2 separate regions of the Homo sapiens genome follow, and region 2 is linked to region 1. Evidence: chromatin loops called from intact Hi-C (ENCODE). Cell type or tissue: psoas muscle. All regions are shown on one strand. Each heading gives the region's core, and the rest is flanking DNA. Links, peaks and the distances in the headings are about the cores only.

Region 1 (8,325 bases), core at 73-8,072:
CAAGATTTACAGGTCAATTGGGTATTGTTTACCTGGAGCTGGTTCTTCTTAGCTGCCAAAAAGACATAAGAATTAAAAACAAAAACTGTAAATTGAGTGGTGATATTCTTTACAAATGCAACATTAAGATTGTGTTGCTTACTATTGCTATTATTGGATAGTATTCCAGTCCAGATGTTGCCATTCATACATGGGAGTGCTGCCTTCCATATAGTCTCTTGAATTGGTCCTTTCCTCCCTAGATAATGCCACTGAGGAAGAGGTGGGCTAAAGCCTGCTCCATGCCAAGCAATCTGGGTGGCAGACTGGGATTGGATCCCAGTACTGTATAAAGAAGAAGCATTAAAAGCTTGCCACCAATGCCAATGAAGTTTGTGCCATGATTTCTGATTTTCATCTTTTCGATCTAATTGACCTTTAGGTTCCCAATCCACAATGTCTCCAGTTAACATAGATTGTTTTCTAGCCAGTGGACCAAGACACTGGGTCCACGGAGGGGGGTAGGAACTACTGAATGGAATCCATTCCATATAATCAGCACAATTAGGGCGATTGGGCCGGGAAAGGTTGGTTAATAGAACCAAGACTTAATAAGTACATAATTTTTCCATAATGATTCAACCATGTTTGAGCTTGAATTGTAAGACAGCTATGGCTGAGCGACATCTTTGTGTTGATTCACAAAGGAAGTCCTTCCAGTGGAGCAGTATAATTAATGACATTATTCTGAGAGTCTAACTGTTCTATGTCAGGGGGAGTTAGGGGTCCTGGAGCCTACTCTCCCTGATCATGATAAATCTCAGGAGGAGTGTCGCTCCAAAGTATAGGTCGTACTGCTGGGAGATTGAGAACGTATGCCCAATGTTTTTGCCTCTGCACAGCGAAAACATACCACATGGGACACTATGGCTAACATGGCCAAGAACATGGAATCAGGGGTTTTTGCCTGTCACTGATGCTCCAGTAGTTTCTCAGCTTCCCACGTGGTTTTCTTGAGTTCTCCCCAGGTTGTGGGGATTGATGTCATCATCACTCTGCTTGGCCTTCTCTCCATCTTTGGAGTCAGGCTCAGCTGGCTCATGGCTCGTATCGGAGGGGCCGGGCCCATGGTTGGCCACCCTGGGTTCCTCCAGTCTCCTATTCCATGGTCGCGTGCACCTTGAGGACACCCACACAGTTTGTCCATCTCCTGTAAAAACACAAGTATACCCTCTTCTCCATGTCAGTAAATCCACCGGACCTTTCCATTTTCCTTCTTCCAGGGGTTTCCATAACACTTTCAGATAAACTTTCCTCTTTTCCTCTAACACTTGCCAATGTCTTTCTGCTGGAGTCTTACCATCCGTACCAGGAGTCAAAAAATTTAAATAAGGCTAAATGTAGTTTTGATTGAGGTGGTAGTTGGCCTCCTATACCCCCTTTTTGTATTTTCAACATGCATTGTAATGTTCGATGTGCCCGCTCTACAATGCCTTGTCCTCTAGGATTATAAGGAATTCCCGTTTTATGGATTATAGCCCAAAGCTATAAGAAATTTTGAAAAGCATGACTAGTATAAGTGGGTTCATTGTCAGTTTTTAATAGCTTAGGTATCCCCATGTGAGCAAATGATGACAATGTCACTGTACATGACCAGCTGTCTCACATGTTTGGCATGTAGCATGCAGCATATGAGAATAAGTGTCTATAGTTACATGAACATAGCTAAGCTTACCAAAGGTTGCTATGTGTGTAATATCCATTGGCGAAATATCATTTGGAGCCAAACCTCGTGGGTTACAGCCTTCTACAGGTGTGGCTCTAGGGACATGCTGGCAAGTAGGACGGGCTTGTATTATAGCCCTAGTTTGGCTGCGAGATAAAGGTAACATGCGAGTAAGGGCGGCAGTATTTTGGTGCAGAAGCATGTGAGACACTTGAGCTTGCTGAAACACAGAACCAATCAGCTTGTCTGCTTTCTCATTACCTAGAGATAGTGGCCCAGGAAGTTGTGTGTGAAAGTGAATATGAGAAATATGAAAAAGAGCTTCAGGAGAGCGAATAGCTTGTTGAAGTCTTACAAATAAATTAAGCCGGCTGGGCGTGGTGGTTCACGCCTCTAATCCCAGCATTTTGGGAGGTCGAGGTGGGAGGATCACAAGGTCAGGAGTTGGAGACCAGCCTGGCCAATATGGTGAAACCCGTCTCTACTAAAAATACAAAAAAATTAGCCAGGCGTGGTGGTGGAGGCTGAGGCAGGAGAATTGCTTGAACCCAGAAGGCGGAGGTTGCAGTGAGCCAAGATCATGCCACTGCACTCCAGCCTGGGCAACAGAGCGAGATTCTGTCTCAAAAATGAAAGAAAAAAAAAGTGAAAAGGGAAGGGAAAGGGGAAGGGGGAAGGGGGAGGGGAAGGGAGAGGGAAAGGGGGAGGGGGGAGGGGAAAGGAAGGGAAGGGAAGGGAAGAGAAGCGAAGCAGTTCTGGGTCTAGTGTACTTTTAATTGTAGCAGTTCCTATGCAACTGGCTACATTTACAACATAAGCTGAATCACAGACAATGTTGATGGGATCTGAGCTGTGAGCTGTAAAACCTGAATGACTGCAATTAGCTCTGAGTGTTGAGCTGAAACCCCAGAGGTCATTATTGTTTGAGTATGTTTTGGTCCATAGATAGCAGCACAACCTTTGGAAGAGCCATCACTAAAATAAGTCTGTCCACCTAGAATAGGCTTGTGATGAGTAATCACAGGAAGAATGAAAGAATGGATTTTATAAAACTGTAAAATTTTGTCTGAGAGGTAGTGGTTATCTATAGCACCCACGAAGTCTGCAAAAGCAGTTTGCCAGGCAGTCAACATTTCCCAAGCTTTGGCTTGTTGCTGGGAGTCTAAAGGAACAATAATTTTGTCGGGGTCATATCCCATAAGCATTTTTGACCTATGCCTGCCCATAGTCACAATTTGTGTAATTAAAGAAAAATAAACTTGCAAGGTTTTGACTGTTTGATTAGGTAAAAAGAGCCATTCTATTGTTACAGACTTGTCTATGAACTGTCCCAAAAGTCCTGTTGGAGAGTGGGGGGGTAGGAAGAATAAACAAAAGCAAGGGTTTTTGCAGCTGTAGCCTTGAGGCATGTCTCTGCTGTAACCTTTGCTCTACAAGCCATAATTCAGCTTCTGCCTCTTTAGTTAATTGCTGCAGGGAATTTAAAGAAGAATCTCCTTGCAGGGTTTGGTAAAGATGTGTAAGTTGATAGGTAACAATACCTAACATTGGCCATAGCCAATTAATATCTCCTAATAATTGCTGAACATCCTTTAAAGTTTGTAACCTGTCTTTATGGAGAACTACTTCCTGAGGCCGTAAACTTCTCTCTAACAATAGTTCCTAAGTATTGGAATGGGGAAGTTGTTTGTACCATTTCTGGAGCTATTTGGAGACTCCATTTAGTCAAAGCCTTCTTTGTTTCTCTGAATAACTGTTGTAGGATTTGATCTGTAGGAGCAGCCAAAAGAATATCATCCATAAAATGAATGATGTAAGCAGTAGGAAACGTATTCCGAGGCTCTAATGCCTGCCCTACGAAAGGCTGACATAGCATAGGACTGTTAAGCATGCCTTGGGGTAAAACTCTCCATTGATAATGAGAAACAGATTCTCTTTGATTAATAGAAGGCACAGAGAAGGTAAACCGAGGCTCGTCCTTGCCGTGTAAGGGCATAGTAAAGAAACAATCCTTAAGATCTATTGCTGCAAGAGGCCTGTCTCTTGGAATAGCCACTGGAGATGGTAAACCTTTTTGTAAGGCACCCATCAGTTTTATATGTGCATTAATAGCTCTTAAATCATGTAGCAGTCGCCATCTTCTGGACTTTTTTGTAATAACAAACACTGGAGAATTCCAGGGGCTGACTCCTCTCTGAGTCCGGCATCCCATTGTTCTTTCACTAGCTGCTGAAGTTGTGTCAGCTTCTCCTGAGATAGGGACCATTGATCTACCCATATGGGTTTGTCACTGAGCCATTCTAATGGTAAGGTAGTGGGTGGAGGAGAAATATCAATGACCCCCATCAGAAATCCTGATGTCCTAGCCCTTTTCTGTTTTTCCAGTTACTGATATCGGGTTAGGATTTCCTTGAAATTTTCCTAAACCTTTTCCCCTCTGATATCCCGTGTTCTTCAACATTTTAAATCCTGGGTTATCGAAGTTTTCATTTGTAAGTCTCATATCCCATGCTGTAAGTAAGTCTTGACCCCATAAATTGATAGCTATATTTGCAACATAAGGCTGAAAAGTACATGACTGTCCATCTGGACCAAGACAAGACAAAATCTCAGGGCTCTGTTGAACACTTTGAGCTGTGCCTACTCCCACTAGGGACATAGAAGTTAATTGCAAGGGCCAGGATGGGGGCCAGTTGTCTTTAGAGATTAGTGATACATCAGCTCCTGTATCCATAAGCCCATAAAATTTTTTTCCTTTAATTTGTACTACACAAGCAGGTCTGTTAGAGGCTATGGGTTGGGATACATAGATTTCCCATGTAGTTGTGCTCCCAAACCCTTTATTTCCTTGTTTCTCCTTTCGTGGAGAAGGGTGTAATTTGCAGGGAATAAGCAATAATTAGCAATATATTCTCCCGGTTCAAAAACCCAAAGATCTTGTGACATTAAAACTACTTGAATTTCTCCTTCATAATCAGAGTCAATCCCTCCTGGGACTACAGTGATGCCTTGCAAGTTAAGATGGCTTTTGCCTAAAATTAGTCCCATGTATCCTGTTGGTAAAGGTCCCCAAATACCAGTGGGAACTTTGATAGGTCTGTCTCCCCCTACTAACGTGATTCTTTCTCTGGCGGGTAGATCTAATCCTGCACTTTGTGGTGTTCCTGGGGTGAGGGAATCAAGTGCCTCTGGGAACTCATCCCTGAAACGGGGTTGAAGTCTGGGCTGGGAATGCCCTCATTGTTTGTGGGGCCCGGGTCCAGGCCCCGTCTCGTTTCCTGGCATGGGGGTCCCATTCTGATGAAATTTTGAGCGACACTGATTAGCCCAGTGATTTCCTTTGTTACAGCAAGGACAAAGTCCTGGCGTTTTTTCCGCTCGGTGGGGCACTGTATTGTAAGGTCCTTTCTGTCCTGAGATCTGGCGGCATTCCTTTTTAAAATGTCCAGTTTTTCCACAATCATAACATTTTCCCATTTTAGGGTTTGACCCTTGGCTCCTTTTAGATTTGTCAACTGCTAAATTAGCCATTGCTTGCGCTAACATTTCAGAGTGATGAAGCTCAGTTCCCACGTCCTGACAAGCTCTGAGAAAATTTCCCAAGTTTTTTGTACACCTCACCGGTGCCAGTGCATGTTTATAATCCGTGTTTGCGTTCTCAAAAGCTAGAGTTAAGATTAGCATTTCTGCAGCTGCGGTATGAGGAATTTGGCGCTTCACTGCTTCTCGCAGTCTTGCAAGAAAATGTGCATAGGGTGGCCAGGTGCAGTGGCTCACGCCTGTAATCCCAGCACTTTGGGAGGCCGAGACGGTCAGATCACGAGGTCAGGAGATCGAGACCATCCTGGCTAACACGGTGAAACTCCATCTCTACTAAAAATACAAAAAATTAGCCAATTGTGGTGGTGGGTGCCTGTAGTCCCAGCTACTCCGGAGGCTGAGGCAGGAGAATGGCGTGAACCCGGGAGGTGGAGCTTGCAGTGAGCCGAGATTGCGCCACTGCACTCCAGCCTGGGCAACAGAGCAAGACTCTGTCTCAAAAAAAAAAAAAAGAAAAAGAAAAAAAGAAAAAAGAAAATGTTCATAGGGCTCTTGCAACCCTTGCATGATATGTAAAAAGGATTGTACTGGGACTCCGTCTTCAGGAATTGTGGCCCAGGCACCTTTAGCGGCCTGTGTTCACTGCTGATAAGCAGCGTCTGGGAGTGCCATTTGATGTTCCAGGTCTGAATAAGGGCCATTACTTAATAGCATATCCTCTGTAATGTCTCCATGTCCAGCAACATGATTCTGTCTAGCCTGGTCTGCACACATTTCTTGCTAATTTAAATTCCATGTCAGATATGTGCTAGTGGACAAGCAAGCTCGCACCAAGTGTTTTACATCAAAGGGTAAAAGACTCATAGCACCAAACACGGATTCTAGCAATCCTAAGGTAAATGGGCTCTGTATGCCATCATTTACCACACTTGCTTTTAATTCCTTTAACAACTTAAACTCTAGTGGAGTGTGTTCATGAATAACCTGCTGTGGATTATTTGGATCAGACCTTACAAAAATAGGAAAAGCACAGGGTTCTAAGGGCTCTCCAGCTATGGCAGCAGAGTGTAAAAATCTTTGTATTGGGGTCTCTATTTCTGCTACTGAAGGAGGCAGTACAGATGTTTCTGCAACTGGAGGAGGCAGTATAGGCCAATTTTTATCCTCCTCCGTTTTTTATTTTCAATTGGCGCTGTGGGTGGGACAACAGATTCTTTCAGATTTTTAGATTCAGCCTGCTCCCCCACAGAATAATAAGGAGATAATGGCAGAAGTACAGTACGAATTAAACTCCAAGTGGAAAAAACAGAAGAATCAACTTTAGGACCTTTTTGATGAGTCTGTTTTAATCCTTCTCCTGCTTTAGCCCAATTTTCCACATCAAGAGTGCCTGCCTGGTGGCTGGGCGCGGTGGCTCATGCCTGTAATCCCAGCACTTTGGGAGGCCGAGGCAGGCAGATCATGAGGTCAGGAGATCGAGACCATCCTGGCCAACATGGTGAAACCCCATCTCTACTAAAATACAAAAAATTAGCCAGGTGTGGTGGTGCACGCCTGTAGTCCCAGCTACTGGGAGGCCGAGGCAGTGGAATCACTTGAACCCAGGCAGCAGAGATTGCAGTGAGCCGAGATCACGCCACTGCACTCCAGCCTGGCAACAAAGCAAGATTCTGTCTCAAAAAAAAAAAAAAAAAAAAAGAGTGCCTACCTGTAGAAACCATGGGTTATGTGTAATACCTTTTGTGGCTTCTGCAGGAGGTTAGTTAGTGCCTGCGAATTAACCTGAGCTCCAGACTGTCTCAACCGAACTTTAAGCAACTGCACATAATGTTTTTCTTTAATAGACAAATTCTGCCCCTTGTTACCCTGAATTCAGAAAACTTCCCATTCCCAGTACTTCTTTAAAGCACTGCTCCCAGTACCTCTTTAGGGCACTAACCTTATATCCGCTACCGGCAGACTCACCCTGGGATCCCCGTTCACCTTGTCAATTTCAGTTCCTCTGCTCCAGCAGACCTTCTTCTTCATGTCCTTGAAGTCCCTGTTTGGGCGCCACTTTGTAGAGTACCTGATTCTGTCGCTGATCGGGGGTGCCACCTGTAACCTGCATGAACCTAGGGGGACTGAACAAAGGGGGCGGTGAATGTGAGAATAAAAGACAAGAGACAAAAGAGTATATTTGAAAGAAGGGGTCAAGGGGCACCTTGCCTCTAGTGGACAAGGGCCCTGAGCTTTACACAGCCCTCCATATTTATTAGGCAAAACAGATAGTGATAAATGGGGGGGGTGATTGTCGGGTAATTGTCAGTCAGCTGTTTGGTTCACAGCAGGCTTGCGAGACTGCATCCTTTGAACAATAGGCACTAGATTTCTCCGTAGATAACTTCAAGGAGCCCGGCACCAGGGAGCGCGGCCCTCAGCCAACCTTTTGGTGGCAGGCACAGTGTGAGTTTGCTCACATCCTGCATTCTTGATAAACAGTTTGCTGTTTGATAATATAGCCTCCAGTGGAATGCTGAGTTGGTCACAATCCCTTTGGCCTTTTCAGCTCCCAACATCTGACCTGACTGCTGGCCTCTCCTATCATCAACCTGCTCCAGCATCACTGCCTCTTTGCTCATCCTCAGCCGACCTTCCTGGGGCCTTTGCAGCTTGATTCCTCTGCCTGGAATTTCCTGCCTTCCCTAAGGCCCATAACCACTTGGGTTATTTTCTCCCTGTTCAGGTCTGTGCCTTCTCTGAACACTTGAACTCAAAACCCTGACTCTTTCACCTTCACTCTATTCATCTTCTTTGGGTTATTCTTAGTGCTTTTTCACCAATATATTTCTTATCAGTGTATCTGTGTATTGCGTTTTCCCACACTGGAATGTAGACTCTGTAGAAAGGACTTTGTTTACTGCTTTATTTTCAGTATCTAGGTCAATGCCAGGCTAATACTAGTGTAAACCAAAAATAAAATCCCAAACCCTCCATCCCCTGCTGACTGGATGGACCCCTTCTGGGCCAAGGGGACCCCAGGGAAACCTGAAAAAAAACAAAAATGGAATTATCGGCTATGACAAGAAGCAAGATGGGAT
Region 2 (8,325 bases), core at 135-8,134, 130 kb before region 1:
ATTAATGGAATATTTATCCATATGCCATAATGAGAGTACTGAGTTTGGCTTCTGGAATGGCTTTAAGTGTCAATCGTGATTTTATTGCTTTTTCTCTAATTTTTAGCATAACGTATCTGTTTCACAACATTGTTTGAATACAATTGGAATCACCACAGGAAAAGTGCTTTTAGGTTTTAGTTTAAAAATATGTCACGTAAATATCGCCCATGTGAAATTAGAGAATGACAGAACCATTAGTTTCATTTTTAGGATACATGTTATAATTTGTTCACTGTTAATAGGTTAACTACCTGGCAATAAATGTTTTTGAAATATTTGGAAACTTTCATTTCCATGCATTGATTTAACATCAAATTTTAACATTGAATTTTCAAGTCTAACAGAACCCAGACTCTAACTTTTAGCATAAGCTCACAAGACTTACACATCTTTCAGCCTGTCATTCAAGGGAAAATATTGAGTAACATTAAAATGCTGCCTGTGTTTTTGTTTGCAGTTGGGGTTAGACTTGGAGGAACTCGAGGAGATAGAAGAAGATGCTGGCCTTGGGAATGGAGGCCTGGGGAGGCTGGCAGGTAAGTTGCCCCATCCAGGAGGAGCTCTCTCGGACCCGTTGGCTTGGTTGGAGGCCACGTGGTGAGGCCAGGGTCAGGTAAATTGGCCTCAGGGTAAATTGGCTTTGAGTGGATGGGCCAGTGTGTTCTTCAGATTGAAATCTTGCCACTAGTGGGGGGAAAGGGGGAAAATGTATGTTTTCTTTCACACAAGGGACGTGTCATCATTATCACGAAGACCAATCTTGCCAGCATGGAGTAAGCTGGTGCTGGGAGGGGCTCCCGATATGCTGACCACTTTCCAGGGCACAAGAGCCAGTGATTGGCAGACAGCCCAAAGGATGGAAAGATGATTTCTGAACGTGGCCCTGCTTGCAGCAGGCAGTTTCAACTCTGATACAGTCAGCAGATTGCCTTGAAATAACAGGGCTTTGAGGGTCTTCAGCCCTCTCCACCTCCCGGCCTTTGTGACATGTGATGGGTCACCACTGTCTTCCTGTGAGGTCCCTTTTCATCAAATGCAAAACTGGGCTTCCTACGCTCAAGGGAAGCTCCAGCCTCTTTTGTCCCCATCTCCTGACAGCCCCAGGGGTGGCCATTCACCGCACATCTCATCTCCAAGCTGGAGACTGTGGACTGCTCCCTCCCCGGCCCCGAGACCTGCTTCCTTTTGGGGTGTTCCAGGTCCTTGGGCTTTCCCAGTCACCTTGCCTGCCCCTTGCCTTCTCCCTCCATCCTTCTCCATGGCCAGATATGAGTAGAGCCTTTGCCTTCTGCCCACAGGGTCCTGTACCCACAGACCCAGGCAGCACTGAGCCCGCCATGGCTTGATGTGCTTCCCTGCTGCAGGCGAGTCCCCAGAACAAGAGTCCGCGAGGCTCCATCATCCCTCTCCCTCAGCAGAGGGCCTGACAGGCATCTGTGTGTTCCCTGGATTGGGCATTTTATTTTAGTTACTAGTGTTCCAGGTGGGTGTTTTTTTGATTTTTTTAATCCTGAAGTTTTTTTTGTTTTGTTTTGTTTTTTTTTTTTTTGAGATGGAGTCTCACTCCGTCGGCCAGGCTGGAGTGCAGTGGGTGATCTCGGCTCACTGCAAGCTCCGCCTCCCGGTTTCACGCCATTCTCCTGCCTCAGCCTCCCCAAGTAGCTGGGACTACAGGTGCCCGCCACCATGCCTGGCTAATTTTTTGTATTTTTAGTAGAGACGGGGTTTCACCGTATTAGCCAGGATGGTCTCAATCTCCTGACCTCGTGATCTGCCCGCCTCAGCCTCCTAAAGTGTTGGGATTACAGGCATGAGCCACCACGCCCAGCCAATCCTGAAGTTTTAATAAGGTTGCATCTCACTGTGCCCAGGCTGGAGTGCACTGGCACAATCTTGGCTCACTGCAGCCTCAACCTCTTGGGCTCAAGCAATCCCCCAACCCCAGCCTCCCGAGTAGCTGGGACCACAGGCATGCGTCACTATGCACAGCTAATTGTATTTTTTATAGAGACAGGGTCTCACTATGTTGCCCAGGCTGGTCTCAAACTCCTGGACTCAAGCGATCCTCCCACCTCGGCTTCCCAAAGTGCTGGGATCACAGGTGTGAGCCACCACTCCTGGCCTCTAAATCTTTATTCAAAACATTGTTTTGTTTTGTTTTTCTTTCAAGACGTTTTGATTGGAACAAGGGCTGGATTTAATGACACGTGCTATAGCGCCTTGGGGCCCCTGGTACTGCGGTGTTTGCACAGGTGGACATTGATTTGTATGCAGCCAGCTGCCACTGCTGTGCCGGCTTCACTCAGGAGTAGGGTGAGGCTTGATGTGTTGATGTGTCCCTGCTGTCAGAACAGCCTGGGTTTCAGTGGAACGTGCAAGGGATTGGCGAGGCCTCAGCCTCAACTGGGATGTCTGAGAGTGGGGCAGTGGGGGGCTTCGTGCTTGGAGAGGTTCCAGGCCTGGCCGAGTTCTCTAGGATTCTTCATCCCCCCCCATCCTCCCACGCCCTTCGAGTAGCCACCACGTTGATGTCTTCTGCCTGTGGCCCCAGGCTCTCATGGAGAGGCTGAGGGCTCCAGTTTTCCTCTCAGTGAAGCCTGAAGTCAGTGTGATCCCCTCTGAATTTCTGCCTTGCGCCCTGTGGGCTGCCTCCGCATGGGACCTTGGTGCCGTGCCTTTGATTCTGACTGATTTGTGATTGATTTTTTCAGCGTGTTTCCTTGACTCAATGGCTACCTTGGGCCTGGCAGCATACGGCTATGGAATCCGCTATGAATTTGGGATTTTTAACCAGAAGATTGTCAATGGCTGGCAGGTGGGTGAGATTTCATTTCTTCACTGGTTTCCAGCTCTCGTTCACACAATAAAATGGCAGCACTTGCAGTTTGTCTTTTTATACTTCCCACGCCCCCGCCAGGGGACTGCAGGCCGGCCAGGGCAATGTGGAGCAGGTCAGGGTAGCATCCTTGCTCCGGCTTCTTGGTCCACATGGCCTGGGAGAGCCTGGGCCCTGTGTGAGCTTTTTGCCAGCTGCCTCTGCCTGGTGACAGGGAAGTTGGGGCGTGCAGGACACAGAATCCTGGGTGAGCCTTACAGCAGCTCCCAGACAGGGCCAGTAGCAGCCGGGCAGTGAGGGTCACTCTGGTGACCCTCTGCACCAAAATGCAGAGTGCAGGGTGGTACTTTCGGGGTCAGCCTCAGTGGGATGTTGGCCCTAAGTAGTTAGAAGAGCAGTTGTAGCTTTTGCTCCCACCTTCTCCCTTCACTCCCTGACCCCAGTGAGGGGACAGTGTCCTTGGGGTTAGAGGCTGGACTCTGCATAGTACAGTGGCCCTTGGAAGGAGTGAGCCTCGATCTTGAAGCCTCACACTACAGCTAAGTGAGATGGTTGAGACCATGGCCGGGAGGAGGGCGTGGTCTTAAAATGCAACCTCCTCCTCCCTGGCGAGCAGCTCCCTTCCCATGTGCCTCAGAATGAAAGTCACCACTATTCCATTCGGTTAGAAAATGGTTTATTTAATATCATTTGGGGCCTAAAAGTCACAAATAAAGCTGGTCTGGGATTAGAATCAAAAGATTTGTAGCATCAGAATGTACAACCCCAATGAATGTGTGCATGACGGGTAGTAGAGATATCCTTGGGGTGGGAGTGGCAAGGGGGGTTGGGCCTCAACGGCAGGTGCAGCCTCCAGGGCTCGTCCATGGCGTCTGTAAGACTCATGTATCTCACCATGGAGAAATTAACCCAAAACATAAACGCAAGGAGCTGCTGTCCATGACACGCACAGCGATGCGTTTAGTGGGAATGTGGACTCATATCTGCAGCTTGCTTTAAATGCACCCCAAAATCAATGGATTGGTGGACGGAGAAACAACAGACCATTTACAGCACCTAGGTGTGGGTGCATAATGTTTCTGCATGTTTGAAAACGCTCATAATAAAATGTTGGTAAAGAAAAGAAATGGCTAAAAGTAACCTAAAACGGACTCGGATCCATTGCTTGATTTGTGGAGATGCCCTCTGCAACCTTAGAAAGGCGCCTTTCTCCACTGCCTCCGGACAGCTCTGCCCCAGCCCTCCGCGTGCCTGAGCTCCAGGGCAGTCCAGTCCATGCACATGTTGATGCTCTGATTCATTCTGGCCCCCAGCAGTCCCCATGTCACGTGTGGGTTTATAAGGCAGAAGCTCAGAGGCTCCCCTTCGCCTAGCTGGTGTTAGGGTTTCCAGCAGGAAGGTATTGGTGGTGGTTTTTGTTTTACCAGGGAGACATTTTTCCTTCTGGTGGTCCTCGTTCCTGTAACTCTTGCAACTTTGTGTGATAGTTTAGGATGATCAGTAAGTGAAGCTCACCCCTCCTCCCATCCCCTTTTCATGGGAACTGTTCAGATTCAGTGGGTTTTTAGTTGGCTTTAGCCATGGAAGAAGTAAATACAGGCAGGGTTGGCCAGCAGCATGTGGCCAGAGGGGCCGCAGGCCAGCCTGCTTGGCACCCTGGCCAAGGGGGCAGGGAGGCCCTGCAAGGGAGACTCAGGCTGCCTTTGTATGTGGGAAGCTGTTGCTTCTGCCGACGACTCCTGGACTAACTCTGCAGATGGCCAGGCCCTGGTGTTGGGGAATCTCACAGCGGACAAGGAGACGCCACCAGAAGGGTCTTGCTGGGAGTACCATGGGGAGGTGCCTGCTGTGCGGAGGGGCCTGCTGTGCGGAGGGGCCTCCGGAAGAGCACAGCCCAGACAGTCTTGCTCGTGACTCTTGGCGTCTGTGTAGGAACCATGAAGAGGAAATCCCTCAGTGTAGCATACTAGGGCTGCCTGTTCATTCTGAAGAGAAGAGACTTGATCTCATTTCAGTTTTAGTAATTGAGACTTCAGAATCCGCCCTTGCTGCTGTACCAGATGGAGTTACTCTGTCACGTGGTGGTAAAGCAGCCCCCTAGTGCTTCTGTGCAAGGGTGGCTCGAATCTGCAGGGCCGCTTTTAGTGTGGGGGTTGGTTTCATGTAGTTACTCGTCTCTAGTGCCACTGGGCACAGATTCTGGGAATAAGCTTCTTCTTGGAAGCCCTCCCGGAACAGCTTGTCTTCCTGGGTGCATCCAGGGCGTCCTCACTGCCAGCTGCCAACTTGGCCCCAGCACTTGCGGATTTGCAGTGTCACTTTCTTTCTTTTTTAATTTTAATTTAATAATTTTTTTTTAGAGATAGGTCCTGCCCTGTCGCCCAGGCTGGAGTGCAGTGGTACAGTCATAGCTCACTGCAGCTTCGACCTTGTGGGCTGAAGCGATCCTCCCACCCTGGCTTCCCAGAGTGCTGGGACTGTAGGCGTGAGCCTCCGCCTGGCCAGTGTGTCCCCGTCAAAGCAATGTCTTCTAGTGATTCTTCTATAACAGCTTTATTGAAATAGAGAGTCGATTTCAGTATATTCAGAGTTGGATAACCGTCCCCACTGTCTATCTTGAGAACATTTTCATCCCTCCAGAAAGAAGCCCTGCACCAATTTGCAGTCACACCCAGCCCCTGACAGCCTCTCACCCGCTTTCTGTCTCTGTGCAGGTGCTTGTTCTGAACATTTTCCTGTAAATAGCCTCGTGTGATGCGTGGTATTTTTGTCTGTCCTCTTTCACTGAGTGTAGGTTTTTCAAGCTCCATCCAGATCGGAGCATGTGTCAGTCAGTGGTTCTTAGTGTCTTTCTTTTTGGGCACGTGTTTCTAAATTTTGAGTTTGTTACTTTAGTGTCCACTGTGTTCATTTTACCCACGTGGGCTTCGCCAGAAGTGGGAATCCCGACCTGGTAAGTGGCTGTAGGTAAATTTCAGTGCCAGGCACTGTGTGATCTCGACCGCACGGTCTGCTGGGTCCAGGACAGGGCGGTGGCCTGGGACATCTGCGCTGAGGGTGCCCTCACAGCTGGCTTCTTTCCAGGTAGAGGAGGCCGATGACTGGCTGCGCTACGGCAACCCCTGGGAGAAAGCGCGGCCTGAGTATATGCTTCCCGTGCACTTCTACGGACGCGTGGAGCACACCCCCGACGGCGTGAAGTGGCTGGACACACAGGTACCTGGGCTGAAATGTCTGCGGGCAAGGCTGGAGCCAGGTGAGGGGGCTGCTGCGGCTCATTTGTAGACAGCTCAGCTTCTTTTGGCTTGGGGGGCTTGCTGCCTCCCTGGAGGACTTAAGGTAAAAGCCGGGGGAGGTTTATTCTCCTCACTCCCCAGTCTCTTACACTTTGATGGGAGCTTCCCAAACAGTGGAAGCGCTGAGCACAGCAGCGAGACTCCATGGGGGAAGCCCCGCTGGGCAGGAGCTGTGTGTTGGGGCTAAGAATGCAGCTGGGCGTCCACTCACAGCCAGATGCTCACGAGAACCCCGCTGCTTAAGGGCAGGCAGGAGGGTGTTCTGATGGGATGGGGGCACGGACCCCCAGGGTGGGCGAAAACAGCTCCCACTATCTCTGTGGAGCACACGACAAGCTCGCTTGGCCTCCTGGCGCCATACGTGGCCCATGGCTCTCAAAGCGTCAACTGTCAGAGCCCCTGGAGTGTGTGCGAGGCCTGGGTGACATCCGGGGATGGGGCCAGGCCCTCCTGCCCAGCAGGGTGCTGATGGGGAATCAGGGCAAGAGCCTAGAGTGCTCGGCAGCGACGGGTGCCAGGCACGCAGAGGCCACGTGAGGGAGCACCCAGTCCAGGCTCCGGGCAGCTGTAAGCCGGGATGACTGGGGCAGGGCAGGGGCTGGCAGGAGAGGCTGCAGGAGAACGTGGGGGCATCGGTGAGACTCAGCCACCTGTGATGGAGAAGGACGGGCAATAACAGGAGAGCCTGGAGGCTGGGTGGTCACTGGTGTGCAGAGGGAGTTGTCTTGACTTTGTAGGACACAGTTTTAAATCAAATACATGGGCTTCGAGTGGCTGGGGCCATGCCATGGAGGCTGAAAATGCCCTGAAAAGTTGTATTTAACTTGCAAGAGCAGGGTAGGGGACCGGCGCTGTAGATGTGTTTGTGGATGAGCATGTCAGTGTGAGTGGGGATGCTGGAGAACCGGGACATTCCAGGCAGGCTGTGAAGATGGGCTTAGCCCCGAGGCCTGGCCAGGATGGAAGGGGCTAGAATGCCTTGGCGGGGACTTGTCGCTCACTTGGGTGTCGCCTTGTGGGGCAGGGGCAAGGGTTGACAGGAGAGAGGAAGGGAAAGGGATACTGGGGTTTTAGTCTTGGTGGCCCCGGTGCGCCGCCTGTGTGGCTGTCAGAGCTGACTGGCAGTGCCACAGGCACGTGTGTGCCGGGATGAACCCAAGCATCCCTGAGTGCGCCTGCCGGGGAGCTGGGACCACAGGTGAGCCTCAGCTTTGTGAGCCCCCTCCTGCCCTTGGTGGTAGCGGAGCTGATGTCTCTGGATGCAGGGGAACCTGGGGGCTTGTCAAGGAGAGAGGGAGCCAGGCTGGGGTGGAGGGAGCGCAGCTGGGCTTGTGCTGGGGGGCTGGGAACATGGAGGGTAGCAGGCAAGGCAGCTGCAGGAGCAACCTTCCCGCAGGTGGAGCTGAGAGAGGTGATCTGCGGGGCAAGCATCTGCGTGTTGGAGTTGCTAGAGCAGAGTTGACTGAGGAGGGGAGGCGCGGAGGGCAGAGGGTAAGGAGGGAGGTGGGGGTTGGTGCTGCAGCACCTCAGGGAGTCGGGATGGGGATGATTCTTCAGTCAAAGCCATTCCTGAGGAAGGTCAAGTGAGAAGATAGGTCTGGTCTGGGGAGGGTGGTGGGACGGGTGGTCCTCTCAGGATGACAATGTGGGCACCACAGGGGAGGGCGTGGACGGAGACTGTGGTGCCGAGCATGGGCTGGGTGGATGTGTTTGGGCAGAAGGGGGAGACGGTGGGGGGCCAGCAGGGCGCCAGGTGCCCAGGAGGAGGCTGGGCCGGGGAGAGGCACAGGGGCCGGCGGGGGCCCTTGCCACTCCGTCCTGAGCAACCCGTTTTGTGGCCAGGTGGTGCTGGCCATGCCCTACGACACCCCAGTGCCCGGCTACAAGAACAACACCGTCAACACCATGCGGCTGTGGTCCGCCAAGGCTCCCAACGACTTCAAGCTGCAGGACTGTACGTTCCGTGGTTCTTGGCACCCTTGTGTCCATGTGGGTGGCTGGTCCCAGACACCCTCGCCCACAGCCTTTACCGCGCCCTGTGGCTCACTGTCCTGGAGGCCGCGCGGCCCTCCTCTAGGGTGTCCCTGCGTCCCAGTGAAGAGCGAGGCTGGTGCAGCTTACCTGTGTGTGGGGCCTGCCCGGGAAGGGCCT

What was found. Hi-C counts contacts between places; a loop is a spot of excess contacts. Peaks named below come from ENCODE experiments on the same cell type or tissue, not always from the same donor. Only the 100,000 strongest peaks of a DNase experiment are listed, where the experiment ranks them.
Region 2: it touches region 1 in a loop (3-fold over the local background); 3 of 110 quality-filtered maps call a loop at or near these places.

Annotation. Positions count from the first base shown.
Region 1 is chr20:25,395,470-25,403,794 of GRCh38, forward strand. It overlaps LOC105372581 (a long non-coding RNA gene), which reads right to left. Exons shown (of 3, transcript XR_937403.3): 2 at 7,211-7,368. Among named protein-coding and RNA genes, the nearest start is that of GINS1, 8.0 kb to the right of the region's middle. RefSeq lists a silencer at 2,451-2,651. In psoas muscle, for the core only: a CTCF peak has its summit at 3,846 (motif pointing left); no DNase peak of the experiment used is centred there.
Region 2 is chr20:25,268,630-25,276,954 of GRCh38, forward strand. PYGB (glycogen phosphorylase B) reads left to right here. Exons shown (of 20, transcript NM_002862.4): 3 at 500-578; 4 at 2,754-2,857; 5 at 5,963-6,094; 6 at 8,017-8,128. Among named protein-coding and RNA genes, the nearest start is that of PYGB, 25 kb to the left of the region's middle. In psoas muscle, for the core only: no CTCF peak of the experiment used is centred there; DNase peaks (open chromatin) are centred at 4,172, 5,122, 5,952 and 6,662; H3K4me3 peaks cover 1,350 bases; H3K27ac peaks cover 2,153 bases.